3 separate regions of the Mus musculus genome follow, and regions 2 and 3 are each linked to region 1. The links are chromatin loops, found by intact Hi-C in ENCODE. Cell type or tissue: heart. All regions are shown on one strand.

Region 1 (4,000 bases):
TTCCTGTTCTTTTACAAACTCCTCTTTCCAAAGCCAAAACATGTTTGTATGTTTATCTTATTACCATTAGTCAAACCGATCATCAGAAGCAAAAACTGTCTCTCATCTAGTATGCACCACATCCCTTCATCACATTGCTGGTGACCAAAGAAATATTTCTAATATTTCTATCATATAAGTTAATTCCACAACTTTGAGGCTGATCTAGATATTCAAAGTACAAAATTCTGGTCACCAAGTTGAAAAGTCAATTTTAAATGTCTTCTAGTACGGTTTAAGGAGCATGCTTCATATGTGGGCTAATAGTGCATTTTGAAAGTCAGAAAGACTGGGGCCCAAAAAAAATTTTTCTTTTTAAGGATTTACTGTCAGTAACTACTGTCCCTATTACAAAAACCTGCAAGGCCGAATTCTCAGAAACACTGCCAACAATGTCAGTCGGTTCTCTACTCCACGCTGAGGAGTACAGACTGCGCGGCGTCAATAGATGCAGGAGGAGGACCTTCGCAGAAAGGAAACCCAGCATCTTTTCTGACTTCTCTTTAAGGAAAGTGAATAACAAGGAACGCGAAAGAATCGGCTGACGGCAGTGGTCAGGTGGCTGTCCCAGGAGTATCAGAGGTTCCAACAAGGACAAGTCGGGAAGATGCGTGCAACTAAAGAAAGGCAAAAGGCGTTGGCTCCAGCGGCTGGGTGGCAAGAAGGGACAGAAAAGGTCCACAGCAGCGTGAGGGAGGACAACCAGGTCCACGCAAGGCCTCGCCCCGCAGATTGTCCTGTCAGCCCGAACCCGGCTCCTGGGTCCAAGCCGGGATAATGAGGAGGGTTCTCTCCCGTGGGATGATCCCAGCCCAGGTCCTGCCTACCTGCCCTCCTTGACCTCCGGGACCTGGCCATCGTCCGTGACGACCTGCGGCCGCAGGGGCCGACGCTGCCGCAGCCCGTCCGCTTCGCTCATTCTGCCGCCTCTCCACTGACACCTCCAACAGCGCCTTGACACTCAGCAACGCGGGTTTCAGAACTACTCCCTGGCGCGAGGAAATGACGTAAACTTAGCGCCGGAGCTGCAATGCAGGCCCCGCCCCCTTTTGGAGATTGGCACAGCAGTAAGGCTCCACCCCCTGGCCCCAGCCTACAGCTGCAGGCAAATGGTGAGGGGGTCCCTCCCTCAGTGAGCCGAGTCTGGATAGTGAGGCTGTAGCGGGTCTTCCTCAAGTCCGAGTGCTGGGCGGTGAAGTCTGCAGTAACAAGCTTGCAAAGAGAAGATGCCACTGATTCTTAACGAAATGTGTTCAATGCAGTAATCCCCGCCTGAACTGTTATCTTTTCTGAAAAGATTCCGCTAAAGTTCAAAATGTGTCCTTTTGGTTAAGATCAGATTTTGACTGCTAGATCGTCAAGTGGTTATACAATAGACATTTGATAAATTTTCTAAAGGGAGTTACCTAAAGACAGGCCCAAGTAGAAAAGACTGCTAATAGCAAAACTTTAGGAATCATGAAGCAACCACCAGGTAGTGCTTCCACGGTATTACAGCGAGTCGGACATACTCCAGGAGGTGAAGTGAGCAGACTGCAGGCAAATCCCTCCTTTCTGGAACTAATGAGAGCCATGACTTCAATACATGTAAATTTTAATACAGTGGTGATTTTAAAGAGAGAAACTTGGTCTAGTGGAAGCATTTAGCCGGTGAAGGAATGTGGGGGTAGGATTGGAAGAGAAAGGGCGGACAGGAGAATTTCAGGCAGCAATAACCAAGTAGGGCATTGGGAAGGATCTCTAGGATATAGGTGCTGGATTTTGTACCTCACTTGGGATTTTACAGAAGCAAACATGCCATTATCTTTTCGGCACTAGATGGCGATAGAATGCCACCTCAATGTTCTTTTTCCTCTCGCTTGAGGGAAGTGGAGATTTCTTAACACAGTTCTGTAGGGATCTCAGGTTATATATAATCCAAGGCTTGGCAACATGGTACTTGATTCCATCATTGAAGACAGACATTATAAAGATAATATCGTGGGTAATTGTAACAACTGCTGTGTGGGTCTGGCGCCTACCTGGAGACCTGAATGGCTTCCCCTTCTGATTGCATGTCTCTGACTTTGTCATGTTACTCCTTGTTTCCTTGTGATACGTTTTTTTTTCTACCTCCACCTAAACCACTTTTATCATCCAGAATCCATCTCAAGAGTCATTGCTGAAAATCTCTCATTAACTCTCCAGAGTATCCCCGTCTGTGGGAGGCTCTGTGAACATTCCTGAGCTGTCACAAGTAGCCAGTTACATCCAGTGCCTGTTACATGGATTATGCGTATCCTATGCCCAGTGTGAAACACATGGGCCAAAACAACCCGGAACACACACACGAAGAATAAAAAAGAGTTGAATACACTGAACTTCCTACATAAAAGGAATTCACCAGACGACCTGTGAGCTCCTCAGTTATGGAAGACTGTTCATGAAATTCAGGGCTAAAGTTAGAAATGGTCTTGGAACGGATCGGTTAGAGTTTGTAAACTAGGAAAGTGTCTGGAAGAGCCAGTGGCCATATCTCTAAAACAAATAAGTCCACAGGGAATTGCTGGGAGATACACTCATGGCCTTATCTTGAAGCACATGAGTCTGAATAAGCTGGGGTTAGAATAGGCTGAGCTTCGATCATTTGTGTTATGCAATATGACTTAGGGGTTTTCTGTTTGCAAGTCACGGTAAAGTCCATTCTGCTTGTTGTATGTGGTCTTAGTGCTCTCTTGTCCCACATCACCCTCCAGCCCTGCAGCCAATCAGCATTACTGTCTCATTGTACCAACTGTTTGCACAAAGAGAAATGGGACTGCCATGCAAGGTTAGCTCAGGTTTCCCAACCTCAGCACTGATAACATTTGGGGCGAGATAATCCTTTGTTGTAGAGGTAAAGTGGCAGTTGTCATGAGTATAGGATATTTTGCACCACCCCTGGGGCCTTTACCCTTTAAATGTCAGTAGCACCCCACCTAGTTTAGTGCTAAAGTTAATCTGGAACACCAAAAATTTGTGAAAAATTTGGTCCTCAGCATGGGTGATACTGGAAGGTAATGGCATTTGTAAGGAGTTGGCCCTACTGGGACACTGGAGGCATGCCTTTGATGAGGGTATGGGAGTTAATCCCTTTTCTCTTTTACTTTTCCCATTTCTCCACATTGGAGTAGCAATTGCTCACCACATACCCCCACCATAATGTACCACCACAGACCCAAAGCAGCCAACTGATCATAGGTTAAAGCCTTTACAATCCTGAGTCACCGTAAACCTTCTATAAATTGATTGCCTCAGTATTTATTATAATGACAAGAGATTAGAAACAAATAATATTTTTTTAATATCTTGAAACATTGCCCAAATGTCCTGCAAGGGACAAAAGGGCCCTTGACTGGGAACCACTGGGTGAGACTACTACACATCCTGGGACTTACGATGCAGCTCACTTTCGCTGAAACGCTCGTCTACACAGACGACATTTATCACAACAAAAATGGGGCCATCCCAGCATGGAAAAAGAAGCACATGATATTATGCAGTCATCTCCCAATGTGGTAAATTAGACAAAATAGAAACAAACCTGAATTTAGTCTTAAGCTTTACCCTCTAATCCCATACTGATTCAATTCTTTATACAGATACTTCCCAAATGCCTGTCAGGTCCTAAGGGTTGTTACAAAACAAAGGTCCTCAGATGTGTCTATATTCATGGTTGTAAATGGGGAGGGAAGATAGAAAACATAGATGACTGTTATAAAGGAGTGGCACAAAGGACAGGCTAGGTATCCTGAGACCTTCAGGGAAAGCTGTGCTGACATAGGAGTAAACCAGCGGAGCATGTGCACCAACTCTGGATAAGTAAGATTCCAGATGAAGAGCTGGGAGGATAGAGAAGGGCAAGAGACAAAGTAGGAGGACTTGAGGGGTCCTGAGGTTGGTGACCAAGGGGTGATAAGCAAGGGTAGGCTTCAGGGTCCAC
Region 2 (4,000 bases), 66 kb after region 1:
GGTTTGGGAGTGTGCACATGTGAGAGTGATGCATATAATATATACAAGTCTGCGTGTCCAGGCCAGAGGACAATGCTCTGCCATTGTCAGGAGCACCATCCACCTCCTTTGAGACACGGATCCTCGTTGGCCTGGGGCTTATGAATTAAGGTAGACTAGCTGGCCAACAAGCCCAAGGAATTCTCCTATCTCTGTCTCCCGAGCCCTGACATTACAAACACACACAGAGAACACCACTATGCTTGGTATTTTTGTGGGTTCTCAGAACCAAGCCCGTGTCTTTGTGTTTGTGAAGCAAACACTTCACAGACTGAGGCATCCTTCCAACTCTGGGTTTTTGGCTTTTCTACTATGCCCAGTCAAAAAGAATGGCCTCCTGTGATAGTCGCATAATAAAAGAAACAGTCTCAGGCTAAGGATATGGCCCAATAGTGGGACACTTGCCAGGCACAAGAAGCTCTGGGTTCCAGTACCGTGAGAAACTAAATAAATAGTAAAACATTTTGGTTGGAAGTGGATTTATTAAGGACCCTCTTCCATTATTAAGGCCTAGCATGGAGTCACCAAATCCTTTCACTGTCAAGTCAGTGGCCTCCAAAGGCCCTCTAAAACTCTCGCTTCCTATACCCGTGTCTCCTCCATCTTATTATCCATCACTCCCATATCCCACGCTTCTTCCAGTTGACACTTATAAGAGATCTATATGTCCCTTCTGTGTAGACTGGCAGAGCTGAGGGGCATCTACCAGGCAAAAGGCCTTGCACTCAATGAGGTCATGATGCCCGTTCAGATCACGAGGATGCAAAGCAAAACTGAAGCGGGGAATCTGTGACAGACAGCGCATTGAAAAGGGTCAAAGGAAGGAGAGAGCCAGAAGCCACGCATTCTGGGTGACTTCTCCTTTCTCACAGACTCGGTGATGACAAGGAAGTATGCGGTTGCTCTGTATACATGTGCCCTTTGGCAGTGGAGGCCTAATGGTCCCTACCCAACCGCAGCAGGCCCAGGGTCTGATGGTGTAACACTGCGGCTGCGTATAAGCTATATACACTCGGCAGGATTAGCCCAACAGACACGCAGATACACAGGAGACAAGCGCTGACCCTCAAGAGGAAGAAGTGAAAAGCAGAAGCAACTTCAGGAGGGTGACAGAGGGTGACAGAGTGATGCCTTCCTGGGGGCGCTGAATTTCCCCCATCTTCATGCCCATCTGTTCTGAGAGTACTGCACGAGGCACTCCATGGTGGATCAGCCCCAGTTAGCTCCAGCCACATGATCAGGAAAGCTGGCTAACACCAAAACACGTTAACATAGTTAGTGCTGGGGGTGGAGCCCTGGGCATTACATATGCTAAGCACATATTCACTGGGCTACACTTGGTGCCTGGGAATTCATTAGCTCACTGTAGTCCCACAACACTCTTAAAAAGGCATGCCCCTTTTCTGGGGACCTGAATGTCTCCCCAAATCCTGTGCCTAATCTCACTCAAGACCTTCATTGTTTTGTCTTGGGGATGTCCTTACACATCTGGATCCACCTATTCTTTTTCTGAGTTAAAGGTCCCCAACACTTCCTGCACCCCATCCCACCTCCTGTGGTCTTGGACCAAGCGTACTGTTCATCCTTTCAGGTAGATTCTTCTTGAAGATTTGTTTTTGCCGAAAGTTCCAAGGTTCCTGGGCCCCCAAGAGACTACAAAGAAGAAGGTGACTCAGAGAATGGAATTCTGGCAGATCTGAACTATCAGGTTCGTGTCAAAGCAAACTACAACTGCCATCACCACATCTGGCTACAGTCTCAGCAATTTTGGGCCTCCCAACCTCTCAGCCAAGACCCAAGGAGGAAGATTTATAGGGCAGGTGTGACTTGAAGACAGATCACAGGCAAGGATGAGCCAGAAAACACCTGCTGAGTTTCTGGACAGTCAGCGAGTGATTAAACATGACCCAGCCCTGAAGACCTCAGCTGGGAATCCCAAGAGGACATGTGTTTGCTGATCAGGAGCGAAACAGAGTGTCAACAATTACAGCCCCCAAGGAATTGTAAAACTGACCAACACTGCCACCAGGTGGCAGAAGTCTACCCTTGCCTTCAAAGCTATTTCTGTCCTGTGTAGGCAACTCTGCCTGTAATCTGCCCCTGGATAAATCAACTGGAACATAAGACATTTCTTAAAGGATGCCACCATGGAAAGAAGTCCAGAACTACCTCAATACTGCATACCCTGAGGACGGTCTCTTAAAATAATTCGTGAACACAGGATGACCAGCAGAGACAGTTTGATAGTTCTCACCTCAATGATTCTGACTCTGGATAAGCAGATGAGAGATCTATCTTTTTAATGTTCAAGACACACAGTTAATTTGGTCAATTGGGTATATAAAATTGAGTTAGTTAGTAAGATTTCATTTGATGAATGAATAATTATATTTACTTTTAAAATATGATAAATTAAGGCACATGCACTCCAAGATTAAAAAGAAACTAGAGGGAAAGCCCCCAGCAGGTGGCAGATAAGTACAGTGGAAAGAAAGAAAATGTGTAGCCCAAGATTCATACAGAGGGGGCTGGAGAGGTGGCTCAGAAGTTAAGAGCACTGCCTGGTCTTCCAGAGGACCTGAGTTCAATTTCCAGCAACCACATGGTGGCTCACCGTCATCTATACTTGGATCTGATGCCCTCTTCTGGGATGCAGGTGTACATACAGGTAGCACACTCATATAAATAAAATAAATGAATAAGGAAAGAAAGAAAGAAAGAAAGAAAGAAAGAAAGAAAGAGAGAGAGAGAGAAAGAGAGAGAGAGAGGGGAGGGAGGGAGGGAGGGAGGAAGGAAGGAAGGAAGGAAGGAAGGAAGGAAGGAAGGAAGGAAGGGAGAAAGAAAGAAAGAAAGAAAGAAAGAAAGAAAGAAAGAAAGAAAGAGAAAGAAAGAGAGAAAGAAAGAGAGAAAGAAAGAAAGATGAGAGCAGAAGTTGCCAGGACCCAGATGAGCAGCAGAACACTCAGGGAAACCTTCAGATTTTGGCTGAAAGTCACGGAGAAGAAGCACACCAGAGGCCTTTCCTAGATGAAGGCATGATGCGACTGCCCTGCTCCAGATGGTGGCAGAAACATGTTTGCAGGTGAAAGTGAATGTATAACTCTTAGAAAACTAAAAACAGTACAGAACTTCTAAGCCAATCAGTGAAAGGATTGGAGCAAAAGTTTGCAAGCAGGAACAGCAAGCAAACAACAAACTAAGCAGGGCCAACTGTTCAGGATGCTGAGACCAAAGGATCACTTAAGCCTGGGAGCTGAAGCCCAGCCTAGGCTTCACAGCAACACTCAAAAATCAAACGAACAAGAAAACCTAAGAGTGGCCATGTATGGTGTCTCACACCTTTAATCCTTACATGTGAGGGGCAGAAACAGAAGCAGACAGATCTCTGTGTTTGAGGTCAGCCTGATCTACATATCAAGTTCCAAGCCAGCCAGAGACACACAATAACTGCAACAATAGCAACAATAACAGCAATAACAACAACAGCAACAAAAGAGTAGGTGTAATGGGGAAAGAACAAATAAGGATAATAAGGTAGAGATGAAAAAATAGGCTTAAGGAACATACCCTACCTCTATCCTAGCAGTAACTATGAGCTAAATAAATTTCCCCCATCAAAGAAGAATATATAGCAGAGTCAAAAAGATCGAAACTTTGTAAAAGAGGACACAAGACACAGAATGTGGGACACACACACACACATACATTTAGAGATCCCAGGAAAGAGAACACAGAGAGGTTGAGTTAAAAGCTGCAGCATTTCTGTTATCAATGAAAGACTTCAAAAATCATGGACACACACAGAGTCCAAGCAGGCTAAATACATTCTACACCATCACTTACAACATCCTAGGCAAATTATCTAACAGTGTTGTTGTTATAAAACTGGAGAAGACAGACTTCCAACCCAGGAATGGGAATTGGTCATCAACCTTAGAAACATAGATGTATCTTATATATA
Region 3 (4,000 bases), 140 kb after region 1:
TGAGAAAAGAGTGTATAAAGAAGTTATTTCACTTCGTGCTCCCCCTGAAATATGGTTAAGGAAGAAGGGAAGGAAGCCTGGGGAGAAGCCACTACTATGGGCAACGAGGGCTCATCCTGCTGTGGACTCTGTGAAGGGCAGACAGAGATATTTATCTACACTCAGTTAAGAGCTGCTATGAAGCATATGTACTGTCCACTGCTTACCACCTTGTCTCTGCCTAAACACACAGCATGGTAAGACTCAACAATCTACATCAAATGTATTTATATCCTGTAGATAAGCAGCCAGGGACCACAGCCTCCTAAGCACATAGCTAGCCATCCCCCTCTTCCATTAAGATCCAGAAAGGCTGCTAGGATAAAAAATGTCTCAACAGTACCTGCCATCTACTTGTACCTCAGAATTTGAAAAGCAGACCACTCTGGATTTTATTCGTTTATTAAGAGGACTCTTAATGTTCTGAACTAAAGCACTGGAGAAGACACTGTTTCAATAAGAACTCTTTCTCAAGCTCCCTCCTGCTCAAGATGTTGCCGAAGGTTGTTCCAAGACAACAGAGAACTTGGCTGTAGTTGCTTCTGGGAAAGTTAGCCTTTATCTCCTTTGCCATCTAGATTGTGCTGGCTGTCATAAGCACTAAAGAGAACTGCAAAGAAATGGCAGTCATAATGGGATCTCTTTACTACCATTAGAATGTCTATACCATAGGCAGGGTCAGGTTGTAGGCTCCTTATATGCAAATACCAGGTGCTGGGCAAGCACTATTGCTCAGAGCAGATGACATCATTTGCTCTTGGGAAGCTTACACTTCAGTAGTAAAACAGAGAACAAACTGTTGGGCATGACTTATACTGTGAAGGAAATACACAAAGAATGGTAGAGAATAGCTCGGAGAGGTCCACTGTAAATGAAACAGTCTGAGAAGGTGGCATTATGTTATTTTAAAAGTGAGAAAAGATCTACAAAAGGAAATGCCTGAGAGAATAGCTTTCCAAGTAGTGAGTATGACCACTTGTAAAAACTAAGACAAAAATTCTAGAGAATTTGAGAGAAGTATTGTGAAAGTGGAGAAGATGGTAAAAGATGTGAAGGCAGAAGACAGAAGCAGGGTCCTTACAGGTCCACGAACAAACTTCAAAACACTAGAAAATTAAGTCAAAACTGTGAGGTGCAGTTTTTCTACTACAAGTTAGCAAAGAACCCAGCGTTTGGAAGGACTCCACCGTTGAAGACGTGGGGAACCCATGCTTTCACACATTATTTGTAAGAGTGTTAATTAGTACAATAACTGAAGAGAAAATTGAGTCGTATCTCTGGAGTTGTATTCAAAGAGCATATAGTTTATCATAGCCAATTCCAATACTAAGACTCTCTCCCACAGCACATCCATAGTGAGTAGCAAGATAGTCAGTCCTTGGGATGCTGTAGTGCTATGTACAACAAAACAGCCAGGGAAGTGGGGAGGGGAGAGCTTTTAAGATCCGCCAAATAAGAGACCATATAGACTTCCGTTGTAATCAGATCTTGGTGGTTTTATTAAAGTGAGACAAGGCAAGGTCCAATGAGCTGCTCACATGCTGTTTACAATAGTTTCGCGGGACTAATAGCGATTGCCAACCCTACTCTCACACAGTATCCCCGCACTCTGTGGTTAGCATCCACCCACTCACTCCCTGAGTACCCCATCTTTTCATTAGAAATCCTTGCTTTTAGGCTTTCCCAGCCGATAGACAGGGATGTCCTCCAGGAACAAGACCAGTGTCCTGCACCCCAATGTATAGATGCCATCACGTGGGCAGGAAGAAGCGGAGTCCTGGTTCGGTGGGGAAAAGACAACTTGGGAGATATTCAGACAAATGAATTAGGGACATACATCCAGAGTCTCGCTGCAGTTAGGAGCTGACAACCTTGTGGCTTCTAGGAAGACATCAGAAAATATGGCCAAGGATAAAGGACGCTTGATAGCACCGCATTCTCTATTGTGAATGCATATCCTATCACGAATTCCCTTGAAAGTAAAAGAAGCAACTCGGGTGTGGAGGGATGCAGGAGGAAAGCCTACAGAAGGACGAGGTGATGGATGAGATTGAAGTAACTCCTACTCTAGTCAAGACAAGGCTCTGTTCCTCCCACACCTCAGGACTTGTTAGAAGGATCCAAGATAAGCAGGAGCTCCAGAGCCCCCTACTGGCAGAAAGAAAAATAAACACCCAAAGAGCACATGGCTATTGCGCCTGCGTGGCTGGCAAACGCCATGGCACACGCGCATCAACGCCGTCCTGCCCACCCGGTGACGCAAAGTGCACGTAGGCGGAGACAGCTTCTCGGCGTCTGCTGGGGTTTGCTTCCACGCGTTAAGGCTCTGTTGACGCGGACCGGCGCTGGAGAGCTGGGCGCGCGGTGTGTGGTCGCTGTCTGCCTCCGGCTACGCCACTACCTCTCCTGCGGGGCCGAGGGAGCCGTGCAGGGTAAGCGGGGCCAGCGAAATGTGCTTGGCCCGGAGGACTGACTACGGTTGGTCTCCCCACGCGCGCGAGGGACGGGGTTCCCCGTGGTGCAGTTCCAATGCCTGATACCTCCCTGGGCCCGGAGACAGCTCCGGGGGGAGGCCTCGGGGTCACTTGCGCTCTCGGTCCATTCAACTGGCTGTCTTTCCGACCCTGCTGCGTAGCCCTCGCACGTCTACAACACACCGTGGGACTCGTGAGCTATGCTGTAGGCCAAGCAGCAGGGGTCTCTGCCCGAGTGTAGCCCACAGCCCTGCCGCGTCCATTCATTCTGCTGGCTTGTGCTGACCCGCCCCCAGCAGAACCAGGCCCAGGCGCCTCCCCTTCTGCACTGGATAGCCCAACTGGGAGGCTCAGGAAACCGGGGAAACCCTGTGTTCTGATTGTGTGGAAGGTGGGAACGGTGGTGACATGGAAGAACTTACCAGGGGTCAGGGTGGTTCCACCTGAGTTGGTGTGTGGCCACAGGTGCTTCAGGTTAAAGGAGAGAGAAAGGTCCAGATGTAGACACCCAGAATGTAGGACAGGGAGTCAGTGAGAACACATTTTTATTTTAAAAGCATCAGGAAGTAATTGGTTTTGAGACAACATTGCTGAGTAGGTCACAGTGGACACAGCCCTTCACCCTGAGAGTATATCCCCCCCCCCCCAAAAAAAAATCAGTCACCTGAAAATACCTGGTCCTTTTGTGTCTCTGCAGATCCTGTGTGGTGAGGGGCGTAGGGAATGCTCATAGCCAGAATAGGAAACTCTCAGACAGTGAGGAAGGAGCTTCCCTAGGGAGAGGCAGAGGAATGTGATTACAGGATCTCTCCTGGGGTGCTGCAGAGCCATGAAGGGGGCTGAATACCTAGCGTTGAGGGGAGGTTTCCCCATCCCTGTTACCAGCGTTTTAACAATGTCCTTGAAAATAATGCAGCAAGCATAAAGGTAAGTCTGAATATTGCCCGCCCCCCTTCTCCTGCCCTGGAAGAAGTGTAGACTAAGATGGTGTGTATCTGAGTCCCATCTGGAGCCTCATGGACAGAACGAACCTGAGAGTTACACAGCTCTCTCTCTGTGTACTTAGGTCTGGAAGAACCTACTGGCCCATGCAGGCATAGCACCCTGCAAAAGAATCAGGAGGAGGCAGTCTTCACCGGACTGTTCATCTATCTATATCTATATCTATATACATATAGATATAGATATAGATATAGATATATGTGTTTTTTTTTCTTTCTACAACTACCAGGAGAAATACATGATGCTTTGTTAATATGCTTTATTTTTGGACACATGTGTAGCATGTGCAGCAGTCATTTCCCACATAGCTTGGTTCCTGTCTTTTAATGCAAACCTGAAAAGATCTGGCAGCTGCCAGTTTGAATCAGATGGAGCCTATTTCTGAGATCTAGCCTCCCCTCCTCGCTCGCCCTCTAACATTCTCTGACTCCCGCATCTACCTGACAGGAGGTGGACCTCCCCAAGTCACCTCTGCTTGCCTCTGT

Evidence for each region. Hi-C counts contacts between places; a loop is a spot of excess contacts. Peaks named below come from ENCODE experiments on the same cell type or tissue, not always from the same donor. Only the 100,000 strongest peaks of a DNase experiment are listed, where the experiment ranks them.
Region 2: it touches region 1 in a loop (6-fold over the local background); 41 of 42 quality-filtered maps call a loop at or near these places.
Region 3: a loop joins it to region 1, with 6 times the contacts of the local background. A loop is called at or near these places in 27 of 42 quality-filtered maps.

Annotation. Positions count from the first base shown.
Region 1 is chr2:150,607,522-150,611,521 of GRCm38, forward strand. It overlaps Apmap (adipocyte plasma membrane associated protein), which reads right to left and starts at 1,046. Exons shown (of 9, transcript NM_027977.3): 1 at 867-1,046. The coding sequence starts at 958. In heart, CTCF peaks have their summits at 1,127 (motif pointing left) and 1,848 (motif pointing right); DNase peaks (open chromatin) are centred at 1,060 and 1,840; H3K4me3 peaks cover 1,821 bases; H3K27ac peaks cover 1,430 bases.
Region 2 is chr2:150,673,081-150,677,080 of GRCm38, forward strand. No RefSeq gene overlaps it. Among named protein-coding and RNA genes, the nearest start is that of Acss1, 6.8 kb to the left of the region's middle. In heart, a CTCF peak has its summit at 2,081 (motif pointing right); DNase peaks (open chromatin) are centred at 1,021 and 2,021.
Region 3 is chr2:150,746,763-150,750,762 of GRCm38, forward strand. Entpd6 (ectonucleoside triphosphate diphosphohydrolase 6) reads left to right here and starts at 2,319. Exons shown (of 14, transcript NM_172117.5): 1 at 2,319-2,471. In heart, CTCF peaks have their summits at 2,190 (motif pointing left) and 3,593; a DNase peak (open chromatin) is centred at 2,269; H3K4me3 peaks cover 1,457 bases; H3K27ac peaks cover 1,214 bases.